Regions from separate parts of the Mus musculus genome. Here region 2 is linked to region 1. A link is a loop called in an ENCODE intact Hi-C map of the cell type or tissue named here. Cell type or tissue: left cerebral cortex. All regions are shown on one strand. Links, peaks and the distances in the headings refer to the core of each region. The heading gives the core; the rest is flanking DNA. Region 1 overlaps Prss55 (protease, serine 55). Region 2 overlaps Pinx1 (PIN2/TERF1 interacting, telomerase inhibitor 1).

The links. Peaks named below come from ENCODE experiments on the same cell type or tissue, not always from the same donor. Only the 100,000 strongest peaks of a DNase experiment are listed, where the experiment ranks them.
Region 2: it touches region 1 in a loop (8-fold over the local background); 10 of 42 quality-filtered maps call a loop at or near these places.

The regions. Positions count from the first base shown.
Region 1 is chr14:64,062,080-64,077,243 of GRCm38, reverse strand. It overlaps Prss55 (protease, serine 55), which reads left to right. Exons shown (of 5, transcript NM_001379522.1): 4 at 21-163; 5 at 1,450-1,803. The coding sequence ends at 1,776. Among named protein-coding and RNA genes, the nearest start is that of Prss55, 16 kb to the left of the region's middle. In left cerebral cortex, for the core only: CTCF peaks have their summits at 5,605, 6,287 (motif pointing right) and 7,189 (motif pointing right); DNase peaks (open chromatin) are centred at 5,505, 6,278 and 7,162; H3K27ac peaks cover 335 bases.
Region 2 is chr14:63,865,541-63,880,704 of GRCm38, reverse strand. Pinx1 (PIN2/TERF1 interacting, telomerase inhibitor 1) reads right to left here. Exons shown (of 7, transcript NM_028228.3): 3 at 14,510-14,602; 4 at 12,108-12,186; 5 at 8,311-8,403; 6 at 2,517-2,593. Among named protein-coding and RNA genes, the nearest start is that of Pinx1, 13 kb to the right of the region's middle. In left cerebral cortex, for the core only: a CTCF peak has its summit at 7,634 (motif pointing left); DNase peaks (open chromatin) are centred at 7,621 and 8,151.

The sequences.
Region 1 (15,164 bases), core at 3,868-7,867:
GTGCTTTCTCTCTGTACCAGCTGACAAGGAATCTATGTCAACGGATCTGATGAAGGTGCCCATGCGTATCATAGAGTGGGAGGAATGCTTACAGATGTTTCCCAGCCTCACCACAAACATGCTGTGTGCCTCATATGGTAATGAGAGCTACGATGCTTGCCAGGTAATGAGGGGCAGTAGCCCCTATGTGTTTCCCTTGCAAGAATATCTCCTCTGCCCCCCTGGGAATAGATTAAGATTCTAAAGTGCTGGCACCAGGAAGGGGTCAGTCAGTAAAGCGCTTGCCTGCGCTTTACTGAGGACCTAGGTCTGGTCTTCCAAATGCATGTTTAAAAAAAAAAAAAAAAGCCAGTCCAGGTGGCATGCACTTGCACTGCAGAGAGAAGGCAGAGAGAGACTCCTTGGGGCTCTAGGACCAGCCAACCTACTGGGCAAGTTCAGGCTAGTGAGAGACACTGTCTCAAAGCAAAACAAAAGCAAGCAAGCAAGCAAGCAAACTGAAACCAAAACCAAAACCAAAAGATCAATAGTAGACTCAATGACTAAGGCTTTAGAACTTTAGAAGTTGTTCGCTTGCCTCTGTATGCATTAGAACCCACATATACACTTGGGAGCATACATATGGGCGCACGCACGCTTGCACACACACACACCCACACACACACCCACACACACACACATATACACACACATATGAGAGAGAGAGACAGAGAGACAGACAGAGACAGAGAGACATACAGAGACAGAAAGACGAAGAGTCTGAGCCAGTCTTGAGTCACAGGATTCTGAAGGGATTCCAAGTCTTGTGTGAAGCCCACATATACAGTAGCCCTTGCACTGCCACCCCCCCCCCCCCACACACACACACACACCCAGCCAGCCTGAAGCATGCCTACAAAAGATCTCAGGTCTTCAGGAACACTAAGTCATTAGGATTTCACCGTGTCTTCCACCTGTCTCTGCCTCTCTGGCACTGGGCCACCAGACCTAGACTTTTAAATGTAGATTCTGGGAGTTTAAGTCAGATCCTGGCTGAGTCCTCTCTTCAACACTCCTATATTTTTCTTCTCTGCCTTTTCCAGAGCCTGGTTTAAAAAACAAAACAAAACAAAACAAACAACAACAACAACAAAACCCAAAAACAAACAAACAAAAAAACCCAAAATCCTCATACCCCTGGTTCAATTTTCCTTCTGCCTGACTTCTGCACTCTCTCTTTGATCTTGCACACTGCTGGCCTTGTGCCTTGTACCTATTGCTCCACAAGCTACCTGTTAGCCACACACTTCCCTGTGGGTCCAAGATGGGGCAGTCACCTTGGTCAGTGATAACAAGATTTATCTGAGTATCCTGGTAAGTCAATGGCTACCTCCTCATTGAATGAGCTGTGCCCAGCCTCTATGGGCAATTAAAATGGACTTAATATTGAGCTGTGTTCTCTGTCCACAGGGTGACAGTGGGGGACCGCTTGTCTGCACCACAGATCCTGGCAGTAGGTGGTACCAGGTGGGCATCATCAGCTGGGGCAAGAGCTGTGGAAAAAAAGGCTTCCCAGGGATATATACTGTATTGGCAAAGTATACCCTGTGGATTGAGAAAATAGCCCAGACAGAGGGGAAGCCCCTGGATTTTAGAGGTCAGAGCTCCTCTAACAAGAAGAAAAACAGACAGAACAATCAGCTCTCCAAATCCCCAGCCCTGAACTGCCCCCAAAGCTGGCTCCTGCCCTGTCTGCTGTCCTTTGCACTGCTTAGAGCCTTGTCCAACTGGAAATAAAACAATGCAGTCTCTGATCCACCCTAACCCTAAGTTACAGTGTGCTTTGGGGCTCACTACAAATCTGAACAAACATTGAGGACCTGGAGGTGTGGACAGACAGAAGAGAACCCCAAAGATAGGCTGAAGCCCTGGTTCAGGGGCTGAATGCTGATACAGCCAGGTGGGACATACTGTTAACAGCTCTCTCAGCTGAACTCTGTTGTCACTCTCAGCCACCTGCCAGTTCAAGCTGATTTCTTGTGGGAGGGGCCTTACCTAGCTGCTGATTTGTGTGGATAGTAACCGTGAGACCGTTCATTCGTCCTATTTGAAGTCCCTTCCTACCCATCACCCTTGGAGGCAGGGAGAAGCTTCAGTAGTTAAGGGTGCCTGCTGCTCTTGCAGAAGACCCAGGTCCAGTGCCCACAAGGCTGCTCATAGCCACCTGTAACACCAGTTCCATGGGAGCAGATGCCCTCATCTCACCCCTTTGTGCTCTTACACACTTGTGGTACACATACCAACACTTGGGCACAAACACATAGACTTAAAAAAAAAACTAAAGAAATGGCTCTAGAATTGAAGTCACCTGGTCTGTTTAATTATGAAATGGGAAAATAAGTCACAAAGACAAAAAGTGACTTGGCCAAGTTCACAGGGCTTAGGTGACACTGGAGCTGGGGATCACACCATCATTTTATATTGTACTGTTGGCTTTAATATCCTAATCCAACTGGTTAAAAAGAGACTGAAGTCCGGGATTGGAGAGAGACTCACTCTAAAATGAGTGGAGACAAACTGAAGCACTTAAGAGCCACAGATCTGTCCCAACCCACAGGCTTCAGTCAGCCCTCTGAGAAGAAAAGACCCTCTTGGCACTTAGTACAGATATGCTGGTGGCCAGCCTAGCCATAGATAGACAGTTCTCAATTTAGGATTTTGCTAGTTCACCCATGGAAAGAACACTATACCATATGGACCTTTGTACCTGTGTGTTTCTCTGCCTACAAAGGAATCCAGACCATCTTGGGTTTTCTATCCTCATGACCACTGACCCCGGGAACATAGTCCTTTTCTATTCTGGACTGGCAGATCTCAGATTCTCTGAAGACTGAACAGGCAAATGGAAAAAGAAGGTGGTGTGTGCCTGATTGGGGTGTGACAGAAGCCAGAAAAGACTATGGCAAGTGAATTTCCTGGAGATGGCCCTGTTTTACATGGCTGAGATGCATGCACTCTGGAGAGGCACAGCCTGAGAGACTTCATCCCAGGATTGCTTCTCCCTGCTGATATGACTTTCCTGCCATTATTGCATACCTTAGTGAGTCCTGGGCATCTGCCCACCCTATTGGGCAAACTTCCTGCAGATCAACATGAATATAAACTTTCATAAATTAATTTTAAGATTAATTAATGACTTTATAGCATTCCAAATTTGATTCAAACAATCTTTGGAAGAAAGTTTAAGGAGATGGTTTTAGTTGTTTTAATATATATGTATTATATATAATATATATATGTATATATATGTATATATATATACATATATATATATGTATATATATAAAGTTAGAATCAAGAATAGAATGTGCCTACTCATAGAATAGTAAGCAAAGGCTGCATTATAAGGAACACAATGAGCCTTCATAAATTACACTAAGAAGAGAAATAGGCTTGGGACAGATTTGTGATCAAGGAAAAACAGTCCCTCTAGGTCAGGTCCAAGGATGAAACCACGGTGTGCACGATGATAAAGCAAGGCCATGTGAAACTGCTGCTGTGAACTTATAATGAGCTTACAGAATGAAACACTGCTGTGAACTTACTATTGACAGCCGTAACTCCCTTGTGTGTAACATTTCATCTGTGAGGTAATTTTATAAAGAACTTTTGTCTCAGAAGGTAAAAGATGGGCTGAGAGAAAAAATAAAGTGTAGCTGCTGGGGCTCTGCCCCATCCATCAAATGTATACATGTCTGTCTGTCTATATATATGTACATACATATGTATGCATATACATATGTACATATGTATGTAGGTATATGTATGTATATAAGTATGCATGTGCGCTTGTGAAATTAATGAAACAGGTGGTCAGGCCCGGTCAGTGTGTGTGTGTCCATCTTCCTTTGTTTTCTCTCTGGTTCACAAAAAGTCAACAAACCCCAAACCTCTTGCCTGTCCAGGAGGCCCCTTGAGCCAAAGAGAAAAGAATCCAAGTCCCTAAGCCTTTTTAATTTCCCCACTGCTCTCAGCAGAAGTAAAATTGGCAGAAGCCACTGGCTTCTGGTACCAGAAGAGTAAGAAAGAGCCAAATTGCCCAAAGTCAGCATCGTTTGGCACCAAATGCCGATGTCATACCCCTTTTGCTGCCTGCCTCAGTTTACCCTGTGATGTTGAAGCTGGCTTTTGACAGAGGTGGAGTAAACCAATCATCTCCCGATGGTCTTCTGATAAAGTCCTACCATCTCCCCAGTACCTCACAAGGTGACTGTGTTTGGAGAAGGGGCTATAATGGTTACTATTGCTTGTCAACCAACAGGGCAAATAGAAGCTAGGAGACAGACCTCTGAACATGTCAGTGAGGAGGTTTTTACATTAGGTTACTTGAAGTGGGAAGCATGCTACCCTGAATGTGGGTGGCATGATACCAAGGGCTGGAGTCCTGTCTACTAAGAAGGCTGTGAGCTGACCACCAGCGTTCACCATTATCTGTTTTCCCACTGTGGATGCCATGTGACCAGCTGCCTCCTGCCACCAGGCCTGCCAGGATGACTGTACCCTTAAACTGTGAGCCAGAATAAACCCCGCTAAGTTGCTTTCTGTCACATATTCTGTACTAACACAGGGGGTCTTTAAAAATGTCACTACAGTTCAATGAGTTGATGACAGAGACTGAGCCCAGGGTGGCTCATGTCCTTAAGGGGGACAGCTGGACACAGGCGACAGGGACAGAGGGAGGACTGTGAAAGCTCAGACTTCCAGAAGTGAATTTTCAGTTGAAGGCCCAATTTGAGAGTTTAGGATCCACTATGATTGTTATGAACTATAATATGGTGGGGCTAGGGGGCAGGTACCTGGTGGGCCCATGCCAAGGTGCCCCTGAGAAATCACACAATGCAGCAAACCTGTTTTATAAAGGGGGTTTATTATGGGAAGAGAGGGGAGTGAGGGCCTGGAGAAGTGGTAGAGTCAGATGGGAACAGAGCCATGCAGGCAGAGAAGCAGAGACAGAGGGATGGAGAAGAACAGAAAGGGAAAGAGGGGAAGAGAGGGGGAGAGGGAGAGAAGGAGAGAGGGAGAGAGAGAGGGAGAGGGAGAGGGAGAGGGAGAGAGAGGAGAGAGAGGGAGAGGGAGAGGGAGAGGGAGAGGGAGGGAGGGAGAGAGAGAGAGAGAGAGAGAGAGAGAGAGAGAGAGAGAGAGACTGGCCCGGAACCCATGGGGATAGAGAGAGAACTGGGGTGGTGAGCAGTCCTTTTATACACTGCCCACACCTGGCAGTCATAATGGCAGCAGGTAATGACATAAGCTGTTGCTAGGTCCCTGGGAGGAGCCTAGCAGAATTATGTAAGCCAACAATGACCCTCTCCCCAGTCATCCAAGCAGACTAAGGCAGCAAGAGGACGATGTTGAGAACTGATGAGTCTCTAGATTATTGCCTCAGTTTACCCTTTTTACCCATTTCCCTCTGCCCACACGGCCTTGTCCACACCCCCCAGAACATGTCTTGTTTTATGGTCTCCTAACCTCTCAGGTACCAATCAGAGAAAGCAAGGGACAAAAATCCCAGAGTATCTACTCAGGAGATGGTCTTAAACTAATCTCTTATTTTACTGAGTCCTCTAGTGGCCTCAAAATAGAATGCACAAGTCCATCTTTGAACCTGCCATACAATGGCAGAGAAAATCAAGTGTGACCAGTATGTATGCATGTATGTATGTATGTATGTATGTATGTTTGTATATGTATATATATATAGAAATAAGTACAGGTATAGATATATAGACATAGGTATAGATATGTATAGATATGTATGGTTTTGAATATTAATGGTAGTATCCCTGTAATATGTGCCATGAAATGTTATTTGTTGAGCTTCTTCCTATAAGGCAGAAATAGAGTTTTGCACAGAAAAACTGCCTACGAGATTACATAAAGCTACCTTCAGATACACCAAACAGTGGGTGTCTACAGAAAGCTATGTAATGGTCTTGACTCAATCATCAAACATTTGCTGAGTCGCGTCAGTCTGCTTCAGCCACCTAGATGAAGCAGGGAGCAGGATGCGTGCCCTCCATGCTACTGGGGAGGGCAGATAACAGCACAAAAATGTCACTGCCTGTGACAGGTAGAAACAGTGCAGGCAGAGGGGAAAAGGGCCAGACCTGAGGAGGGCAGCTCCTTGGTAGTGGTTTTTAGACCTCACAAATGGAAGGAGCCTGGAGGAAGTCAAGGGCAGACTATGTACAGATGCAGCTAATAAGCTGCTGAGATGAGACTGGCCTGGTAGAGCTGTCATTCCCCAATGTGACCACAAGATGGCAGAGTGGTTCAAGACTGGCTGTCGTTGCGGGAGACTACTCCGAACTTAGTTCCTCCCAAAGAGAACTTAACAGGCCTCTAAATTCCAGGGCACCTGAAGTGAGCAAAGAGATAGTAGTCCTACGCTGTGCCTGGCCACTGGAGTCTGGCAGTAACTTCTGCTCAGTTCCACAAACCGGCTCTGACCTGTTCAACTAGCTGCACTGTGAACTGTAGCGGCACTCTTAAAGCAAGAGGTCTCTGCTATCGGAGGGATGCTGCTCCCAGAGGTCCTGGATGGATGGGACCAGGCCCAGCATCCAGCTTTTTCACTTCTGAGTCGACCTCAATGCCCTTGACCTCAAGCCTGTACACATTTGAAATGTGTCCCAGCCGGGCGGTGGTGGTGCACGCCTTTAATCCCAGCACTAGGGAGGCATAGGCAGGCGGATTTCTGAGTTCGAGGCCAGCATGGTTTACAAAGTGAGTTCGAGGACAGCCAGGGCTACACAGAGAAACCCTGTCTTAAAAAAACAAAAACAAAAACAAAACAACAACAACAACAAAAGAAAGAAAGAAAGAAAGAAAGAAAGAAAGAAAGAAAGAAAGAAAGAAAGAAGGAAAGAAAGAAAAAGAAATGTGTCCCAGATCAGTAAAGAAAGCTAGCAAGTCAGTGGTTGCAGCGTCCTTCCCTGTAAGACAGGTCAGTGTAGCCTGGCCCCAGCCTTCTGACAGTGAGATGGAGTGTCTCAGTTAACTCCAGGCGTCCCAGAGCCTCAATGGCACATGTCTTTGATTGGAACCTCTAGGGTCAGAATCACCGTAACGCCAGGATGGAGTAGAGAAGACAAGGATGCCAGTGAAGGCTCCTGGATCCTCGGGTACACGGTCCGGCTGCCCCGCTCACCACCACTAGGTGGCAGTCACTAACTGCTCCTTGTTGTGTGGCTTGTTTTCAGATTTTTTTGTTATTGTTGTGGTTGTGGTTGTGGTTGTTTTGACTTTTTGTTTTGTTGTGTTGTGTGGGTTTTGTTTTTAGATAAGTGTTGCTATGTAGTTTGCTCTGGCCTTGAACTTGGCTCCTCCAGCCTCTGGGATGCTGGAAGTGAACCGCTTAGTCCCAGCTAACTGTTGTGTTCTTCTTTTAAATGCCAAAGGTCCTAGGACTTACGTTGGGAATCCTGATGCAGCTCCCAGGACTCCCCCAACCAGAACCCCTTTGTTCTTTGGTTCAGGATTCCCTGTAGTTTCCCCCACCTGCTTGCCTTTCACCTCCTTGTCTGCCTCAGGAGAACGGGGGCCTTAACTTGATAAGGATATGGCATTGGGGTTTCTGCCACATACAGTTTCCATCCCATGTCTGTGTAGACTTACACAGGGTCCTTCAAAGAAAGGGGTGCTTTTGCATGTGTGCCTATGAGCATGACTATGTATGAGGCGAGGAGAAGATATCAACTCAGTTATCCTGTCTCTGTCACATTTGGGTACTGTGGTGTTAAATCACAGTTATTCCTAGTAGGTCCTTTTCTTGCTCCCTCAGCCAGAATAGGTCCTGCCTTCCCCCACGGCCACCTTAAAGGCCTCTCGCTTGCCAGTGTTTGGCAGTGTCTTCTTGTTTCACAGCATTGTATACAAGGGCCCGAAAGTGAGGTCTGGGAGCACTGTCCTGGGAGGATATCCTTTAGAAGCCATCTGCGCTCAACAAGTTGTAAAGGTCATGCCTCATAGCTGAAGGTCAAGAGGTACAGGAAGCAGTTGGATACCCTGGGCTTCTCCCAGCCCCAGACTTGCTTGCCCTGGAAGTGGAAACAACCTTGACTTTAAGATGTGCTCATTCTCCCTCCCTCCTTCCCTCCCTCCCTCCCTCCCTCCCTCCCTCCCTCCCTCCTTCTTTTGTGCTGTATCGAGTCAGTCAGAGTGGTAAGTGTGTGTGTTCCTGTGCTGGGAAAAAGAGGACAGACAGGTGGATCCTAGTCCCCATCTTAGGAGAAGCTCAACACCCCCCATATTTTGCATCTGTGAGTAAAGTGCACTCAGAGGTATCAATAGAGGACCACTGTGGCCTGAAAGACCCAGGATAAGTGTTCCTGTGACTATGCTGGAGCACAAAGCAGTTTCCTCTTACAGGCAATGCTAAAGCTGTGTCCAGGGTATGAGCTGTGAGAATCAGCCGGTCAGGACTGGCTTCCACTGGCCTAGTGTTCGTGAGACTGAGGGAGAACTCCATTTGCTCTGAGGTGGGATGTGCTATCCTCACCATGATGGCCTTGGCATGCCCATGCTAACCAACCATGTGAGAAACCCTACCCCCACCCCACCCCCAGTGCTCCTGACCAAAGAGGCAGCTGAATAATAGACCATCAACCTTTCAAATAACAACCAGAAAAGACCACCAGGTATTGAGAGATGCTTCAAGGGATTTTGAGGCTCCTGGGGAGATAGCTGGATGCCCTGCCTACCTTGGTGAGGCTGAACAACTCCTTCTTGCAGGAAAGGGTAGTAGGAGCCATTTGTCATGAAGAAACGCTTGGTCCCTTCCTTAGAGTAAAACTGGAACTATCTGACCGATGCATTCAGGGTGGAACCCTTGATACACACACACACACACACACACACACACACACACACACACAAGTCAAAGATGTCAGAAGACTCCAGATAGCACTGTGGTCTAGTCCCTATACACTGTGTGGAAAATCCAAGCTTGGGTTTGAGCCAGGAGACTCAGGCAACACAAGCCAACAGGCCAGACCAAGACAGTTTGGATTCCACCAAACAGACACGCTCTCTCCACGACAAAGAAAAACATGCACCTGGTAAAGAAACAGCGGTAAGTGTTGGCAAATATCTCATAAGGGGTAACTTTCCTGTTGCTGTGACTCAGGGTTCCAGGTTCCTGCTAAACACAGTGAGGAAGACACAGCAGTAGGAGGCATTCAGGAGTCAATGAACTGGGAGTGCTGTGCTCACGTCTCTCCCTTAGGGAGCCGCTTACATTCAGGTAGAACTTCCCATTCCATTTCATCCGACTAATAAATCCCTTAGACGCATGCCCACCAGCCACTATAATCCAGACAGTGCCCCGTGGAGACTCCCTGGCCAGTTGAGTGCAGATTTTGTCAAGTTCACAAGTAATACTCATATTATCCAAGTATTTAAGGAACAAACAACGCAAGAGCAAAAAGACAACCTGATTTTTAAAGTGAGCAGAGAGGCTTCTTAAAAAGCAGCCAGTGAGCATTTGAGAACGGTCAGCATCACCAGTCACCAGGGAGAAATAGACCAAGAGCACATGTGTGAACACCTCCATCTATCAGAATGATGGCCACTGGAGAGTCTGTGTTGACAAGGGTGTGGGAAAAAAAGAAGCCATGTGCAATGCTGATAGGAATGTGGGCTAGTTTATCAGTTGTGAGAAGTGGTATGGAGGTTCCTCAAAAATAAGAAATAGAAGCTGGAGTTGTAGTTCCATGGTGGGGTGCTTGCTTAGCATGCAGGAGGTCCTGGGTTTGATCCAGAGCACTGGGAACAGAAAGCTGAAAGAAAGCTAAACTACCATGTGATCCAGAGGTCTCCAGCACAGTGGCTGGGTTGCAGCTGGCATCTGAAAGCAAACCTCGAATTTCCCTTGCCAAGCCATACAGAACATCTCCACCCTGGCATCCCAGCAGGATCATGGGAAGGTTTTGATGGTATGTATGTCCAGGCCAACTCTGAGCAGGTAGAGGCTTTGCCACAGTCTCTGGCAACCTGTACAGTCCACACCGGCTCCAGGGAAGCACAGCTTATCAGGGGTTTTGGCATAACAGTGTGTAACCACAGAGCACAGAGAACAGAACCAGTGAGGAGCTGCTGCCAGCCTGCCCCACGCCTCCCTGGCTCCCGGGGTGGCCTCTCTGGATCTGAGATGTGGGAAAGCATCCTGCTCCACTCAGAGCAGAGATACAAAACCTAAGGCCATGTCACAGTGGCACCTAGAATTTGCTTCCTAGCCACTGGAGACTACACTCACAGGCTCCTTTTTCTCTGGTGGGTGTCTCATGTTTCTAGGCCACTGCTGTCTTTGGCCTTTGCGTCTCCATCTTCAGCTGACTTCAACAATGCCTGCCCATGCCTCTGGTGTGTGATGACAAGATTATGGGAGGAACCCAGAATTTGGGGGTGGAGAAGCACGTGTGTGTGTGTGTGTGTGTGTGTGTGTGTGTGTGTGTGTCTCCCACCTTGTGTTTTTTTTTTTTTTAGACAAGTTCTCCTCATTGGCCTGTAGGTTGAGATTAGGCCAGGGTGGCCGGCCAGTAAACCATCTCTGCCTTCTTGGTTCTAGGATTTCAGGCATACACTACCATGCCTGACTTGTTTTACGTGGATTCTAGGGGTTGAACTCAGGCCTTCACATCTATGGGCCAAGCACTATCTACTGAGCCATCTCCCCTGTATTAGTCAGGGTTCTCTAGAGTCACAGAACATATGGCTAGTCTCTACATAGTAAGGGAATTTCTTGATGACTTACAGTCTGCAGTCCAACTCCCAACAATGGTCAGCAGCAGCTGTGAATGGAAGTCCAAGAGAGAGAAAAATCTTCCTTCTTCCAATGTCCATTTGTAGGTCTCCAGCAGAAGGTGTAGCCCAGGTTAAAGGTGTGTGCCACCACACCTGGATCTGGGACTTGCTTTGTCCCAGATGACCTTGAACTCAGAGATCTCCTTGCCCTAGCCTCCTGGGATTCATAGCCACTATGCCTCAAGATCTCCATGCTGAGGTCCAGGACAGAATCTGTATCTCCCAGCCTCCAGATTAAGATCACAGGTGAGCCTTCCAATTCTGGACTGCAGTTCATTCCAGATATAGTCAAGTTGACAACCAGGAATAGCCACTACATCCCCGGCCCTCTATGTTTGGAGTTTTGATTGTTCCCTTTTATTTAAAACTAATTATGAAACCACAGAAGGCCATAAAATAAATAGCACACCAGAGATGCTAGGTATTGTATCTCACAACCTCCCTCATCAGGGGTAGGTTCTGAAGGTGACTCTAGTACAACATACGGACTCTCCAAGTTTTCTATTTGGGGCCTGCAGTTCTGTGTGGCTGTATCAGCAAGCGGCATCTGTGGTCTCAATAAACCACAGGCTGCTTAACCAGGTAGTTAAAAGGTCTTCCAGGCTGCTTGTAGTTTGAGGCTATTACAAATAAAGTTACAAGTGCTTGAATGAAGGTTCTTACGCCAGCTAGAACTTTTCATCCCCTGGTGTAGATAGATGTCTAAGATCTGGTGCTGGTCCGTTCACACCCTTGGTTTAGAAGACACTTTGCAACATTTTGCAGAGCAGCTGCCTAGCACTGGGTGTTAGGCTCCGGTTTAACTTCCATGCATGTTATCATAGCAGAGCACTGCTCTTAAAGCTAACAGAGGCATCCCCAGGGCTGCAGGACCTGAAGGAGCCTGGTCATCAGGGGCAGAGGGCTTCTGCATGGGATAAAGTGGCCTTCATTTACAAGGATGATTCCTGGGTAGTCTTTCTGAGTCCTCCCCCCTTGCTGGAACAGGTCTCTTGCCTTCAGTTTAGTGCTTAGAGGTGGGCCTCGCCAGGTTGTATCTTCTTGGGGTACCTTCTTGGGGCTTCCTTGATGTTCGGAAGCCATTATACTATTCTGGTCATGGATCGGGTACATGGAGGACAGTGTCTGCTAGGGACATTGCTAGGGGTTCATTGGACTCGTTTTTCTGAATGTTAGGTTTCAAACTCTGAAAGTAGGCCGAGGAGCCTACTGAACATACCAAAGCGAGGCTCTCCCTGTACCCCTCAGTCTCTACCTGTTATACAGGTAGGATATTATGGCTGGTATACCCCACCTCCTACCCTAAACTTCTCTAGCCCAGGGGGTTGGGCAGCTCTCCCCTACTAATCCGGACATTTTGGTTGCCTGCCTTTGTACCTTTGGGCCTCCTAGCTGCTGCGCCTGGTTCTCCTCCTCCTCATCTCCTTACATGGCCCAGCTCAGCCTGGCCATGTCCACTCTGGACTCTTCCAGACATCCCTACCTCTGGCTGCGATCTCTCTTTTATCTGCAATAAGCCTCCTCCCCACCATACCTAGGGGTACGCCCTTTCCTTCTTATGTATTTATTTTCCATCCACTGAACAGCAGGGGAGGAACTAGGTGTCATAGAATGTTCTAGCCATTCTAGCTCCCACTCCTGACACGGGTCTTGGTTCTGTTTTTCCACACGTCTAAAAGCCACCAGTATCTGCCAGCATGTTTGATTTGTTCACTTAGGAACCGGACACCTTCCACAGAGCTGTAGATTAGCTGTCATAGCAAAATCCCAGCATGCAACGCTCCTCCTTCTGAACGTTCCCTCACGAAGGGATCAGGAAGTCTCCCCTAAATCTCATCCCCTTCCCTGCCTGGCCCATCTCTGTTGGTACACAACCCATCCAGACTCTTGGGCCAGGGAAGGCAGGGAGGGGGGCAATTACTGAACAACACTTTAAAAGGGGGTGGGGGACCAAAGTAAGCAAGCAAGAGAAGAAATCCCCTGCCCTCAGAGCACACAAAGGAGGCAGTGGGAGAGGAAAGTCCCAGCCAGGGGAGCTGAGGGTCCCCTCATTGTTCCCCCCCAGGTTGTGATGACAATCCCAGATCCAGGTCACAGCCCCCTTCCCTGCAGCCCCAGCCCCTCCTCTTTCCCACCTTAGGCCCCTGAGAAAGATGCCTTGAGGCAGATGTCCCTGGACTCAGGAGTGGTTCCCACAGGGGGAGGAAGTGTGGGCTCACAAAGAACGGGCCTTTCCCTGAGGAAGCTAGCCGCAGTGGGTGTGCAGGACCGACTGCCCAAGGATGAGGGACAGGGAAGGCTGAGACCCAAGGGACATCCCTGGAGAGGAGCTGCCTCTCCGGAGGAAAGCAGGCATTGTAAGCATTTGTTTACGAGGGACAGGGGGCCTGACCTTGCCATTTGTCAACAGGCTGGAGGTTCCCTCCTCCACCACAGTCCCTTGTATTGTTGTAAAGTTGGCCCATTCATAATTTTATTTGGGGGTGGTTGGGTTTTGGCTTCTAGCCCTGCCCCCAACTGGCTCACTTTCAGCATTGTAACCCGGATAAAAGGCAAGATATCCTTCCCCTTTCCGGGAGCCAACTTCCTATCCGGCCTGTTAACTCTTAGAAGGGAGGGAAACCGGGGGCTCCCCTTCTACAGAGCCCCATTCTTTCCGGAATTGACTGGGGTACAGTAGAACTCAGAAGGCCTGAGATAGAAGCATTTGGGCATCATGAATTTAAACACTGAGGCAGACCACTGAGACCCAGTGGGGGTGCAGGGGTAGGTGGGAAGTGTCAGGCTGGGGCAGTGCTTGGAGGGAGCTGGCACTCAGTAGACCCCAGGTCGTGCACCATCTTCTAAAGGAAAGTGCAGAGCAGTGGAAGGGTGTAGGGACTGCTAGTATGGAAAAGCATAAAAGTCACCCGGAAGGCAGTGGGTATGGTGGCCAAGCCTGGAGAAAGACAAGGACCTGGGATGTGGCTCCAGATCATCTGGGGCCAATTATTCTTAGAAACTAAAAGACAGGACCGGAAGCAGGTAGAAGCTACTGGAAGCTTAGTTTATGTTGCAATGGGTGCTCCCTAATGTCAGAGGCAGATGGGTACCCAAGGCAGCAGTGAACTCCCATCAAGCAGAAGGTATCTTAGAGGTCGAGCCAGGATGCCGGGGTCTACCCTGAGCTATTCAGGTTGCCTAGGGAACCCAGAATGGAGCCTGGACTAGAACCTAGCCTGAGGTGCTCATTCACCCTGAGGGCAGCTGCGGTGCTGGGAACCTCTTAGGAAGCTGAGGGTGCAGCAAGAAACCCAGAGGTCAAGATCTTTCCCCACGAAGGCCCGGGGCTGAGAGGGCCGTCCAGCTCCCTTCGATCTCATTTTTCCTTTCTATCCCTACATATTCAGAACCCGGCCTTCCCTCAACTTGCCCCTCATACCCCTGTCTTCTCTCCCTGCATCCTTAGATCCAGTTCAGAAGGTCCAAACACTTGACAAGGATTCTGACCCCCTAATTACACTCCTCCTACAAACTATTTTCTACCCCTAGAGGTGTCCATCTCCCTCTACCCTCACACACCCTTTCTGTCATTGACATTTCCTCTCCATGGGGAATAGAAATGAACAGAAGGCGAAGCCTTATGTGTAGGCACCCTTTGGGGCCGTTGCCACCCTTTGGAGCCTTTGCAAGGTGTAGGGAGGGGGACACCCTGCCTTTTGGAAGATCACAAGCTCACAGCATGCCCACAACCACACTGAGAAACCTCTGCAGCCCGAGTCTTCCTGTGGCACACCCTGAGTCATCTATACACACTGGTGGGCTGTAGGATCAGACCTCTATAATAAACACCACAGACTCTAGGCTGGAACCAGAAACTGGTTTGCTCATGGTCCTGGTCCTGAATGAGATGGGAATCTATGCTGAGACATCAATCAGGACTGGTTCCTTTGCAACCCACTCCCCTTGCATGGAAGAGGGCAGTCTCCCCCCTCTTTCTCTCTCTCTCTCTCTCTCTCTCTCTCTCTCTCTCTCTCATGTCCTTCATTCTACACATGTATTCTTCCCTCTGTACATGCATCCTACTTTTCTCTTTCTATGAGGACACTGGTCAGACTGGGTTAGGATCGTCTGAATGACCTCATTTCTCTTCACCATCCCCTTAAAGAGCCTGGGATGCAGGTTAGAATGGTGTTATGAGGCTGGTTGGTGGGGCACCTTTAGTCCACAGCAGAGAACTGGGGTGCACTAAACTCATCTCTGGAAGCTCTGGTTCTAGAAATAGCCAAATGGCATGAGAAAGGGGGAATGGCTATACGAAGGACAGTGGAAAGAGCCAAGATCTG
Region 2 (15,164 bases), core at 5,722-9,721, 200 kb after region 1:
TCTGCTTCACTGTTTTCCAACTAACGTAGAACCAAGTTGAAGAACGAAAGAACTCAAAAACTAGACAGGTACAGCCATCCATGCCTGCACAGAGCAATTTACTAGCAGTTCTGAGTAACTGACAGTTTGTGATGCTCCTTCACTCATTAAGCACGTTCTTCTGAATAGCCAGATGCAGGCAGGAGCTACGATCCTCTTAGAGCCTCTACAGCTGCAAGAAATGCTGAGCACCAATACCGTGAGCCGAGAGAGAAGTCAGAGCAGAGGCCTGTGGTGACTGACGCTTTATGTCCCGCAGCAATGAGAAACAGCAACAATCTGGAAAACTACTCTAGCCTGAGACAATGTCTGAAAGCCAATCTCTGACAAATCATCTTCAAGAACATAAAGTAGTACAAGCAAATATTTATCCAATAATCTCCCCTCAAAAATGTACTATGGACACCAGAGGATGGTGATTGGCACCGAAGGCAGCTTGAACTTCTCCTAAAGGAGAAGATATTCAAATAAATACCAGCCCCAAAGTTATGCAAGGCATCATTTAAAAAATATTTAAAAACTAAAGTCCAATTCGTACAAGAGGATGTACAGTTAAATTTCTATTTACTGAACCCTCTACCATTGCCATACTGGATGATGCACGAGTTAGGAACCCAGAACTGGATACAAAGCAAGTCCTTTGTCTTTTAAGATGTTCACTGTCCTGCCAAAAGTACTTGACAGATGAAAAAGTCCACATGTACAATACAGTAGATGGATTTCTTAAGACATTAGATACAATGAAATTGTTAGGCACAATGTTTGGCAATGCGAAACATAAATTCAAGCCAGTGTTGCTATGGGGGTCAAGGGAGGAAACACAATAACCCAGCTGAGAAGAGGAGCCAAACAAAACAAGCATTTCCAAACCAATCTGATCAAAGGCCTTTTGCCCTGCTGTGCAGACTGTTGTAAGTAACATGGTAAGGTTTCTTAGCAACACTACTTAAGGAAGGTGCATCTGTACCGAGAACTCAAAAGCAAACCCAATGTATATCCAAGATAGGACTACATAGGGAGACCTTTGCTTGCTCTCAGCACAGTTAAACGGATTGTTTTCTGCATGCATATGGCTGTAATATAGACTCATCTCCTCACTGTGCACATGGGCTAATAATACCCAGATACCCCAAAGACAGGCAGACTTCAGAATCTGCAGGCCAACAGGCTCCACAGGTGACTGTGTGGCACCTGGAGGCTTGTGAAGCCCAGCCACACAATGACACTGAATGGAGCAGCTCTCTTGGTACAGCTGGGCTTCAGGGCTTCTTTGGCATTCTCAACCCAGGTTCCTTATCACTGCAGTCCTTACCTGGATCTGGATCAGCAACCAAGACTAAAACAGTTCTTTCTCATATGAATGGGGTGTGTGTGTGTGTGTGTGTGTGTGTGTGTGTGTGTGTTCTCACACATGGGGACAGATAAATGGAAACCTGAGGTTGACTTTGGGTGTCTTCCTCTATCGCTCTTCACTTTATATATTGAGACAAAGTCTCTCATTCAGTTTGCTATCTCTGCCTGTCTGGCCAGCCAGCTCACTCCAGAGATTCTCTGTGGTGTCCCTCCCCCTGTGACCCCCTAGCTGTAATTACAGATGCACTGTTACATCCACCTGGCTTTTATGTGGGCTCTGCAGATCCCAACTCTACTTTATCTACTGTGTTATCTACTCTGATCTAAAACCAATCACACAAACAAAACTATTTTCCTCCACTATCAGAACACGTCATCACTGAGGACAGGCCACCTTCCATGTGACTCAGCAACCACCAGGCTAAGCAGGCCACTGGAAGCCCTAGGAAACAGCTTCCTCCATGTTCACCCTGATAAAAGAATGAGGCAGAGAGGGACTAGGTGACATAGGAATCCAGCCCTAATTTGTAAAAGAAATTGCTTGACAAAGTCTCTCATCATAGACAATTCTTCAAGTTTCTAAACAGTGAGTAACAAATATCTACTACCCTGGAAAAAAAGATACCCATCAGTCTGGAAAAATGCTAGAGATCATGAAAGTTGTCTTTTTGTTCCATGGTGACCACAGACCTTGGCAAGAACCAACAAAATAACAAAGCACAAAAAGACACAGCCTACCAGACTCACAGAGGAATTGAATTGTAGTAACTTCAGATTTTCTTAGCTGAAATGAATTTTCACTCTCTCCATCAATCTAGCTAAAGTCTTTAGTTTTCACATTAGGATGACAGACAGGCTGTCTCTCACATTTGGAAGTAGTACAAAAATTCTGTGCAATATACAGCTCAATGGAATCTAATAGGCTATGAATTACAGGTTCATTGGTACCTTCCGGGTCTGAAACAAGCCATCATGTACAACGGAGGATGTATCCACTGTCCGTCTCATCCCCAGCATCCAGAGGTTTAGGTAGGAGGGAGGTGAGTAGCTGTCTGTGACATTTTCATCCTCAGAGAAGAGGCAGAATGGGGACACACAGACAGCAGCACAACCACAGCTGGTACCTGAGCAAGCTTCTTGTTCCTCCTTTTTCCAAAAATGCAGTCCAGGTCGGTTTCACTCCGAGAGGACAGATCCTTCCCTAGAAATAACACAAAGCTTTTCAGTAAGACCATTTGTTTGAAATGAGAAGCACAGATACATGTGACTCCTGAAAGAAAGGAGGCAACAGCAGAGGGTCAGTCCTGACTCTGACCTCACTTTACAACTATGATTAGAACACGGACTACAATGAAAGGTTCAGTGACTGTCTTAGGATCAGAGCCATCCAGTGCCCTCTGAGCTGCAAACAACCGGGAACACGGACTGCACAGAAAGCTCCATCTTGAAGTGGCCTCCAGCTTACTGTGCCTTCAAGGTGGGACTTAGGATATCTCTGGGTTCCTATCTGCAAAATGATCCCATTTTCTTCAAGGAGACAAAACACAGAACTGAAAATACCGATAGGCACATAACCTCAAACCCTTTAAATACTCACACACTGACTATTTTTTTGACACACAAAATCTCAATAAAGCTAAGTGAAAATTTAAAAGAATAAAAGCAAATTTAAGTTCAATTATTCTTTTTAAAATGCTCTTACTTGTAACAGCTCTACCAGTTAAACAGAAGGTTACATGGTGACTAGAGTGAAATAAATGGCTCTGGTAAGAGCAGTGTCCAAAGAATCGACACTTCCTGTTTTAAAAACTAACCTAACTCAATTCCAAACCTCCAAACCACTAATTTAAAATTCACTTTGGAATTTCCACTTCTACCCAACAGTACCCTGTGAGCAGTCAGCCATATCCACTGCCATCCATCACCTTCAAGGAAAGTGCATCTGAAAGCTTAACTCTCCGTGTGAAGCCTACGAAACTGGGGAAGGGAGGTCAGGTCACATACAGGAATCTGGGTTTCTAGCTGGAAGCCAAGCTCCACAGTCACCAGCTCAATGGTCTTGGTTTTCTGCAGAAAACTGGCTTGACAAAGTAATGTCATGACCCAGAAAGTTCTGGTTCACTGATTAGCACTGGTGCATTCAAATATAACACTGCTCAGTGACTCTACAAAATTGAAAAAACAAAACACCCTTCAATTTGATGCAAAACCAGGTGCCAGAACCAGTTTCAGCGGCAGAGGTACCGGAATGGATGGTACAGTTGGCACAACCTGTTCTTGAGGGATGGGAAGGTTTCCAGAGTTGCTCTCCTCCCACCCGAAGCCAACACTAGCACCCCAGACTCAAAAGAATCCCTAGTCAAAAAGCAACCAACCCAAACAAACAAACAAAACCAAGGAGAATCTACATAAGAACAGAGTGATGCTTATCACAAACAGTAGCATAGGAAATAAAAAAACAGAGAGGCAGCAGAGACAACTTGTGGTTGCAGGGCTGAGAGGTGCACAGCTCCTTGGGAGGCAGTGATCTATCCTCAGCTGCCGCCAGTACAATCCATTTCCTAGTGCTAAGCACATTCACTGTGGAAGTCAGCTTAAGACGGCTCAGAATGAGCATCAGAAACCAAGCATAACAACACATGCTGTAATCCAAGCACCCCGTAAGCAGAGGCAAGAGGACTGGGCAGTCGAAACCAGGGTGTGCCACATAGTGAAAGAAACACCAACTCAAAAACAAACAAGAACCCTCAAACCAATGGCCAGCTCCCTTTAACCCAGCCCCTAAAAAGAGGAGCAACCCTGAAAGAAACATAAATTTTTATAGCAATTTCACTGAATGCAAAAGTTCAAAGAAAAGAGAGAACTCAGGGCCACAGTTCACAATTAGTATGTGAAGAAATAAACACATTGAGATTCAGAACAAATCTCAGACTCAAAGGGAAGCCAGTAATGTTCAATGGAAGTGCTAGGGTTTCTAGGCTTCTAGTGATGGATTCTTGGGTCAGAAATGTCTATCCTCTAGCAAAGTTCATTTAAACGTAGAAACCAGGGCTGTACAGAACCTGCTCTGGATTTAATCTGAAAAACAAGAACACAGAAAAGAAATGAGAGTCAGAGTCCGTAAGGAAGACACCTGTAAGTGGGTACAATGGCAAGACAGCTAGGATTTTGAAATTAGAAGTCAGCTAATAGTCCTGACTGAATCGTATATATGTGTTATGAACTTATGGCCACTCTTGGACAAAATACACCTAGTAAAACTCATTTTTGAGTGGATGTTAGCTTTAGTTCTGATCTATGGTAAAAATCACAACAAAGACTGATGACAAACTTAGATCTTTGACAAATGACAAACAGGGCAGAAAACATGTGTTATCTACCTAGCTGTGGCTGTTCTAGCTCAGCTACAACTGTATCTGGAGAACCAGGAAGAAAGGCTTCCAGGAGCCGCAGACATAAGGAAGTCCATTCGAGGCTGGGTGTAGGTTTTTACAGAGGAATGCTGCACCGAGGACAGCAATCAATCTGTCACTCTTTGGCTATCAATCACTGTTATCAGCTTTTCCAGATCATCACTGTGGTCACTGAGAGGAGGCTGTGACTCCCAGAGTGACAAATGCCAACTGCACCCACTAGTCTGGCACCTGGAGAGGAAATGGACTATAACAGGTATAAGATCAATGAGGTATAGATAGTCCTAACCCTAAAGAAATGTTGCCTTAGTAAATATGTTTGTTAAATTAAAAAACAGGTTTATCTAGGATACATCAAAATTCATTTACATGATTCAGTCAAGAATACATTAAGTACAAAACCAATATCCCTTACAACTCGGGTCTCACTGTGGAATGTAGTGAGTTTTCGTTTCTTTAAAAACATAATTATGTTATATGAATATGTTTTTGTTTTAATCCCAGGTGTGGGATATGGGGCTGCTTCAGTTTGTCCATAGCCATTAGCTATAATTATCTCATGCTCTGGGAGGGGCATGATCTTTACCAGCTGCAGACCGTTTAATTCTGGGGGTCGCTGGAGAGGATATAAATGAGAGAGCCCTGAGAAAGCCTGTGGTGGCTGCTGCTCCACCTGCTTCGGGGCTTGCTGGATTGCTGGCTTGCTATTGCTGGATATTCTGATGATGAAGATTAGACTTGCCTCAAGGAACCCGACAATCCTAATCAGCAGGAAGTAGTTTAAAGAGGTCTAAGCCCCTCTTTTCCTCTAACCTTCTTTCTCTCCTACCTTGTGTTGGGGGTTGAGAAGGATTAGGGTGGAAAAAGGGTTGGAAGTATGATAGACATAAGAACCCAATGAAAAAGTAAAAGAATACACCAACAGTGGGAGGAGCTAGATTTCAAACAAATATAGATGATAGTAACTTAAAATTACGTAATTAATTATTCCAAATCAAATCACCAAGTAGAAGCTACAAAAAGAAGTAATTATGCATCAGGACAAAGACTAATGTAGCTGGAATTTAGGCAGTAGCAGATATTACAGTACCACTTGCTCTAGCCAGGCATTTTGTAGTTTTTCATGTACATGAGGCTGGCTTTAGGTGCAGAGATCTGCATGCCTCTCTCTCCCACTGCTGGGACTAAAGGCGTGTACCACCACAAAGGCTTCTCTTGCTCTGGGAAGGTCTTCAGCAGGCTGTACAGAGGCTGTACAGAGGAACTGCCTTCCTACATTTTAGTTTTCTGGACCACATAGGGGCTTATGATGACTCATCCTCATTAGCAAAGGGAACTAGGAACCTTCATCATGAACATCAAATCCCCTATTTCCACAATGCTGGAAGAGCATGCGTTCCATAAGAAGGGTCATGTCTCAAAAACCACAGAACAGAGCCTTACTGAGCTTCATGGCAGCTTGCAAATACCTCCTCTGTTACAGAAGAGGAAACAGAGTTTGAAGGAAGGGAAACGGTTAGGGAAGTGTCTGGGAGAGCACCAGCCAGAAGCCAGCTTCCGCAGACCCAGACAGGCTCCTTTAGGATAACAACAGTTCATGTTTGTCATTCATACCCAGAGACAAGAACAACTGAAAGAAACAGCTTTTAGGAAATTAAAAGAACTGTAACACCAACTTGCACTGGATGGTGCAGACAGTGGTTATCTGCTGTTTCCTGTACTACCTAGATTTCCACTCCTTTTTCCTCTTCCTTTCTTATTCCCAGCCTTTGGGTCCTCTATTTCCTGACACCTCCTCTCCCTTAGCACAATGCACCTTCAGCTCTTTCTTCTCTGCACAGTAAGGCCTCCTTTCTTCATGAGCAGGGCTGATAAATATGCAAACCTCACTGTGAGAGAGAAATGAAGGTATAACACACCAAGCAGTCTGACAGGGTCACCAGCAAGGGAGTGGCTGAACCAGGAATAGAAAGCAGACACAGCCAGTATCCAGCAGATTAAAGCAACTTAGGGAGGTTCATCCTAACGTCAGCAAATGCTTCAGGTGAGTCAGGTATGCAGTCAGGTTCTAAAGGACAATCAAAAGACTACATGCATTTAGAGGGGAGGGAGTGGGGGAGGCTGCATGTCATCCAAAGTGAATTCATTTGTGTGCTCTGCAACACCCTTCTGCAGTGTCTGTAGTCTTCCTATAGTGTCTAATGAAAAAAGAAGGGCTGTTTACGGGACCAGGGACTAAGGGGCAGCAAAGTAGTTTTCTGGTCTATAACGGGTTATGGTGTGGTAAAGATAAGTCCTGATTAGAAGCCTCATGAGCCGCCAACAAAAAAGTGTTTGCCTATGAAAAAGAAATGGATAGCACAAAGGAGCCCCTTAAACCACACAGGGAACAAAGGGGATTGCAGCTCTCCTCCCACAGAGCCTGGAAGTCACTCTGTTCCCTAACCCCAGGCTCTGCCATGCCTTTCACTTCTTCCAAACCCAGTTCTATCTGTTGGGGACCTGGTCCTGAAGGAGAGCTACTAGCAACGGTTTCCAGTCAGAAATGTCTCCCACAGCAATTAAGGCAGGTCCTAGGAGTTAAACAACCCCAAAATGCCAAGACCAAGGCAAAGAGATATGTTTTTCCTGGCATAGAGACAGGAACAGACATCCAATTTCCCAAAGAACAATTAAATAGTGTATGGATACCACAGAGCAGTAACCATCACACCTAGCGCACACGAAATACAGCATGTAATAAATAGCTTGTGGCCATTCTACAGAAACATCTGAGACTTGTTTAAAGCAAAGTAGAGGCTTCTCATCTGTACACGACTGCCACCTAATGGCTATAGAGGAAAGGTGCACCCATCAATGAGAAGCTACATGGGGAAGGTGGGAATGTGCCAGGAAGGCGGTGAGGAGCAAAGGAGGGTTTGTTGCCCAATTTCCAACCACTGCATATCTTGACACCACCCTGGCCATGACTATGAGATGCCTACAGCGATACTCCATGAGATGGAGAACTTGTGGAGACTCTGTGTCATTACAGTGTAGATTTTGATATAATTAATGATCCAAACTGCCAAATAACAGGAACTATCCTCCATAACCATTAAGAACTGAACAAAGGCTAAAAGCCTTTTGTCAAGATGAAGAACATAAAATCAAATTATTTTCTCATCTAGCTACATAGCATTGCCATCTCCTCTAACCAGACACTGACTTCCACTCTCAGCCGACACAGGACTTACCCAGTCTGAAGCTCCCCTGGGCTGTTCTTGGAACCACTGCACCCCAGTTTGCACTTTAATAAGATTCCTGGCAAGTCAGCACAGGGAACTTGCCATCACACTGAGCCCTTGGCACCCAGGGCTGCTGCAGATCAATCCACCAGGCTGCCCAGACCTCCCGTTCAGAATTTCAAACAAGCAGCCATTGCTCAGTGCTGGACGAGAGTCACAGTGCCTCAAGAAACCCAGTGCCAAAATACATACTCCAACAAGTGAATGCCAGCTCTCACCTTTTGTGAATTTCATATAATGAACCCGGTTTTTGGAGATTTTGGATTTTTCTTCAAGGCTAAAAGATTTCTTTTCCTTTTTGTCTGAGGAATCTTTAAAAAGAAGTAAAATATTAAACATTGTGTAATTCTTTCTCTTCATCAAAGATGTTACTTACATAAGCTTTATAGAAGTGTCAAAAACTTATTACTGAACTGTTACCAAAGAATTGGATTTTTTTTTTTTTTAAGTAAAGTCAGGCAAGGTTCTCTCTAGCCAATAAAACCCTCAAAGAAGAGAAATGAAAGTATCTTCAGACCAGAATCTACACATGACTATTCCTGGTCTTACACGCAGCAGTACAATACTGAGGTAACACGAAAGCTTTTCAACATGGCTAAGTGCACTGATACAGCCTGATACTAGAATATCATTTAATCACCTGCAGTAAGGAGTGGTGGGTTGACTCCATCAAGCCCACTGAGGCACACCTTAGGTAGCCATATCTCCCTAGGAGTTCCCAGTAATTTCAAAACGGGGCATGAAGCAGAGCAGGCTGGGAACACCGTGAAGACAGTACTTCCGCTTTCAGACAGTGCTCAGCAAGGTTACTAAGTGCTCCTTAAGCCACTGCACTGGGTCCCACCAGAGCTACTCTCGGTTTCAAAGACACCTTGTGACCTGAGCCTGGATTGAGCCAGGGGATCACATTGTCTCTGGGAGTCCACAGGCATTCCTCCAAGGAGAGGGCCACAACCGACATGGCTCTCCTTTCACACATGCTTTATACCACCTTAGGATCCCTTCTCTGGGATCAATGAGGAACCCAGATACGGTTAACAGGCCCCCATCTTTTCATCAAAACTACCTTTCAACTTAACAAGACACAAGGCCAGAGACTTTCCTGCTTTATTTATGAATACTTACCAGAATTTATAATATGTTTTCTGGTTATGCTAATAGTAATATACTAATTATGATAACTTAACCCAAAAGAAAGCATTAGTATTAAGTGTTGAGTTCACTAGGAAACAATGTAGCCCATTATAAAAGTGTTTACAGCTAGTCATAGTGGTACAAATTTATAATTGAAGTACTTGGGAGACTAAGGCAAGAGGATCATGAATGTGAGGCCACCACGCACTACCTAACAACCCTAACTCAAAACACAATTATATAAAAAAATTAAGAATAAACATATTACCTTAAGATACAATGGTGTACATGAGATGGAAATGTTATTTCAGAGGAAAGGAATTATGAACTAGAGCCTTCCTGGCAAATACAGAAGTATGTGCTTACATACTTTAAACAGAAGACAGTGGGCATCAACCTCTGCCATTCACCACAGGCATCTAGGGTTGCTGTAAGTGTTAGGGCACACTTTCAAAGCTCTTTTCGGGGATACCTGAGTAAAAACTTTTGAGGATGCTGCTTCAAACCACACATTTACATTTAACAACTTCTCAGCAACCCACTCTCCACCCCAAAATATTTAAAATAATGAATGACAAAATATCAGAAGGTTAATATGCAGTTACTATGGCAGAAGAAAGTGCCCTCGAAATGCTAATGTGAACCTGTTAAGCTATGCCTAAGCAAGACAGGATAGCTCTTCCCGTGTGTACATGCACACACACACACACACACACACACACACACACACACACACATAAGATTACAGACTTGTTTATGTTGATGTCTGCATGTGTGTGTGTGTGTGAAAGCATACGCACGCTTGTGGAGGCCAGAGCATGATGTTAGGCGTCTTTCTCCATCTTGCTATATATTATTATTTTGAGAAAGGGTCTTTCTCTGAAACCAGAACTGACTGATTGGCTAGGAAGGTTGGCCAGTGAGCTCCAGGGATCCTCTTATCTCTCCTCCCCAGTCCTGGGGTTACAGTCACTACTAGTCTTTTTTTGGCATGGCTGCTGAGGATCTGAACTCACGTCCTCACGACTGTGGAACAAGTACTTTATTGACAGCCCCTGCCCTTTCTGCTTGTATAACATGGGCTGACCATGTACTGACAATTTACACGAGGCTCACACTGAACAGACCCTCCTGCCTCTTTCTCCCTAGTGCTGAGATTTTAAACACACTACCATACCCAAGTATGTGAGAAAGGTAACTTTTAAAAATGAAATTTAAAAGATCATTCTGACTCTTGTGTTCTACAAGAGAACAAAACAAAAGGTCTGCTTAGCTATAAAACAAACAGTTTGAATTTACTAAGGGATCTTAACAAGAGAAAAGAATGCTAGGTTCCTATGTCATCTACCAATGAATACGATGTCAAGCAATGCACGAGTACGGTAAAAAAAAAAATTCAGGTGGATGAAGACAATGCATTCAAAAAGGATGGCACCGCAGAAAAACAAGCTCTGCAGGTCTGTCCTGGGGACAGGCTTTCCCTAAAAGGAATCTTCTGAGAGCACAGTTCTGGGTGGCAGTGGAGTCACAGACAAGCTTCTCTAAAAGCATTATCTGGGCAGCAGGGCTACTGGCCCCCTCTAGTGGCCCAGACAGGAAATATCTACAAGTTGGTAGCTGCATGCAGCTTTGACATCATCTAAAATACTACCAGGTTTGGGCACCAAGGAAAGTGAAGCCCATGCAGACTGACCCTGGAGGAGGATGAAGAAGGCCAACTATCATTTGTGAGGTCAAGCACAGCCTTCCTTACAAACAGCAAAGTTCCCTGGGTCCTTCACAACACCCACTGCCTGCCCCTGCTTAAACATTTCTGGGAGAGGCTGTTGCAGATCCCCTGCCAGCCTTGGCCATCAGTGTGGGACAAGGGAAGTCTGTCCTGAGTGAGCCAGGGTCCCAACAACTGAAATGGCACTTCTCACTTAGAAAATAGTGATTATGACACCATCAGACTGAGGAAAATGGAACTTTCCAGATAATTCCTGAAAATCTGAAAAAGAAGCCACCTCTTCTCTATACACACAGCCCATCCCAGGTCTCCCTTCTTTGTGGGATCTTGGAGATCAGTTCTTAGAACTCTGTGACCTGACAGTTACGAGCACTCTCGGAGGCACTAAGCACTAAGCACTAAGCACTCAGTGACAGTAACAGTGCCGAATCCAGCACAGGACAGTTTTCGCTGACTAAGAACAAGGGTGTGGACAACTGTGAGAAAAGGATCCCAGGTTCAAAGGTCCATGAGGACACTAGTGACAAAGGCATCTCATGCCTGAATGACGTCCTAGTCATGACACTCTGACGTCACCAGATGCTCACCAAGGCGCAGTTTCTGGTAGTCAAAGGCTTAGCTGACTTTCATCTTAGTATTTACATAGCATTAATTTCGTATGGTGTATTTTACTTTATGCCAGAAACACTCAAGAAATGTTCACAATTCTTTCTATCACAATGTGTACATAGCATATAGATACACTTAAAACCAGTATAGTTGAAGAATTATAAAGTGAACCCCTTCATCACCACTTCCAGGGGCAGACCACCAGCACTATCAGTATCTAGAAGCATCCAAGTGCCCCTTCTTAATATGCCCTGCTGTTTCCTCCACAAAAGCTAAGCATTCTTTGCTGTGAGCCACAGCTGTTTCTGCTGCAGAATGCTTAGTCATGGTCCTGGCATTACTAGATACAAGTAACATGTCCACAGCTGTGACGACTGAAAATGTTGCTAGGACGAGCAAGACAGATCAGGGAGCAAAAGCTCACTCAGTGACAGCGCCATTAGACTATAAAAAGAGTATCGGGTCCATCAGAGACCCAGGTCCGAAAGGCCTACAGCAGGAACATGACTCTGATGGGAGGAGCAGCAGTAGTAGTGTCCTTACCTGCTGTTTCCTGACCGTGGCAAGTGTTGAGTGCTGCCAAAAGCTGGTTGAAGTCATCCTGGTGAGCAATCCAGTTGTCCTGGAAGCACCAGAAAGTGTGAGAGGCAAGCCTGAAACCTGCTCTAATGCCAACACAGACATGGAACAGAAATCTGACATTAATGTGAAATTGTACATGTTTCATTAAAATATTATTTAATTGGATTCACAAAACAGTATAAACCTGAAATGAGATTTAAGCAGATCCACATCAAAGAGGGGGTATTTAGGGCAAAGCTCAGTAGCATAGTCCTTGGTTTGCATGTATAAGGTCCCAGGTTTGTTTCCCAGCACCAAAAAGTCAACAGAATATAAATACATATTTAGTGGAAGCTGCTTAGAAGCTCCCACCTGTATCTCAAATGTGGATGACCCATCAACAGTTAAGTCAGAGCAAACACAAAACAATGGGCAACATTTAGAGTATTACACTAGAGCAATATAAAATTAGTGTTTTCTCACACAGAGAGACTACTGGGAGCTGGTTATATGACTCAGCAGATAAGCACACTGGCTTACAGAGGATGCAGATTCAATTTCTGTTGTGTCCTCCCACCCCCGCACCCCCAACGCTGCAAGTCACATCTGTCTGTATTTCCAGTCCCAAGTGATCCCACACCCTCTTCTGGCATCCATGGGTACTGCAAGTATGTGATACCAACACACAGGCACAAGTAAAACACCCATACCCATTAAAATAAACTAAACTCTGGGGGTGGGAGGCAGGCACACACCATGAACATGAAAAACAGGAACCATGAGAGCAGAGTCCTCCTCTTTGCTCAACAAAAACTTGGACTAGTCTGCTGAATTCTAACTACTGTGTCAGCAGCAACTTCACAGAACTCTGTGGAAGGAGACCCTAAGTCTCTGAATCAGTGAGATTCAACTGTAAGGTGTTCACTAATAATGACCTCCAAACAATGAGAACCAGCTGGAAGCAGGGTTTCTGAGCAGGAGTTTGCCCCGTGCACTATACACAAGCATTTCTTATTAAGAAAGTTTAAGCAGGATGTGGTGGCACACACCTTTTATCCTAGCACTCAGGAGGCAGAGGCAGGCAGATATCTGTGAGTTCATGGCCAGCCTAATCTACAAAGTGAGTTCCAGGACTATTACACAGAGAAACTCTGTTTTGAATGATAGAAAGAAAGAAAGAAAGAAAGAAAGAAAGAAAGAAAGAAAGAAAGAAAGAAAGAAAGAAAGAAAGAAAGAAAGAGAAAGAGAGAGAGAGAGAGAGAAAGAAAGACAGACAGACAGACAGTTAGTTGAAAAGTTAAGGTATGCATACAGATTTCCAGGACATATGCTTCCCCTAAGAATGTACATAAAGCATGCTTTGTGTTTCTTAAAACAGCATTCACAGTCAACATTATAAAAACTCTTTCTTTAGTGGCTAAAATTTTAGCTGTTATTCCAGAGAACCGTAGCTGTTCTAGCCAGAGATACCAAATTACTGAAGCAATTCAGTTTACATAAAGTAATTCACCCAGTTTTTAACTGGGTTCTGTTAGCTACAAGGGTTCAGGAAGAAAGCTCCCAGGCCAGCCTCTGAATGGGAAGCGGTAGGTGGTGTTGAACTTGGAACTCTGACAGCCGAGCCGGTGCAGAGTCTGTGTTCAAGAGAACACGTGGGCTGGCAAGATGGCTCAGCAGGTAAGAGCACTGACTGCTCTTCCAAAGGTCCTGAGTTCAAATCCCAGCAACCACATCGTGGCTCACAACCACCCGTAATGAGATCTGATGCCCTCTTCAGGTGTATCTGAAGTCAGCTACAGTGTACTTATGTATAAAAATAAATCTTTGGGCAGGAGCAAGCAGGGACTGAGTGAGCGGGGTTGACCAGAGCAAGCAGAGATTCTAAAAATTCAATTCCCAACAAGTACATGAAGATTCACAACCATCTGTACAGCTACAGTGTACTCATATACATAAAATTAAAAAAAAAAAAAAGAGTACACACGTAACCAACTGTGGAAAACCAACAGTCGGAAGCACGACAGCTTTCTTCGGTCACTCCCCGCTCTCAAAGCCACCCATGTTAACAAGACAAACTAATATTAGGATGTGGGTAAAGACAAAAATTGATCTTATTCTGAAATGAACATTTCTTTAAAAAGACTTTTTACAAAGTTCAGCTATAAAAACAGGAGTGCCTCTCGAGGCCACTAAGTAAAGGATCCAGGAGGATGAGGCAAGGTGCGCCGCACAGGATGAGGACCAGCTAAGCCATGTGCTCTTGTGTCTTTCTTCACCCAAAGCAGGAACCACACTCATGACTTAAAACCATCCCATTGCATGAATCCCAATGTTGATGTTGACACAAATCAATGATGCAAAAAACACATCCAGAAATTGCTCACTTCATTATTGTTTGTAGCTCCAAGTCCCAGGTGGTTATTTTTAACTTTAACTTTAATATGTTCTGTGGCTCCTTGCTCCTGAGCTCCCAAACCCTGTGGAGATTAAACAGAAAGATTAAATATAGCTCTCTCAGCTATAAAGAGAAATTGCCTCTTTCTTCACCATCTATTCAAAAAGTCCACAGTCTGAGGTAGCAGTTCTCAACCTCTGGGTAGTGACCCCAATCCTTTCACAGGGTCACATATCAGATATGCTGCATCTCAGATATTTAAATAACAATGCATAACAGTAGCAAAATTAGTTATGAAGTAGCAATGAAAATAATTTTATGGCTGGGGTCACCGCAACATGAAGAGCTGTAATAAAGGATCGCAGCGTCAGGAAGGTTGAGAACGAGAACCACTGGCCCAGAGGGTTCTGAAAGAGACTGCACCAAGGATGCATTCTTAATTGTCAATGCTGGTTCTTGAACCCAAGAGCCAATAAAGAGTTCATGAAGACACTGAACATACATCTTACACATGATCTGGAGCAGGCCACTGCTACAGTAGTGGCAGAAGCCCACAGGAGCATGTGGAGCACATGGCATTCTCTGTTACTTAGTACTGCACCAGGACATCAAGAAAGAAGGCAGAGTACTCCAGGTTCCTGGCC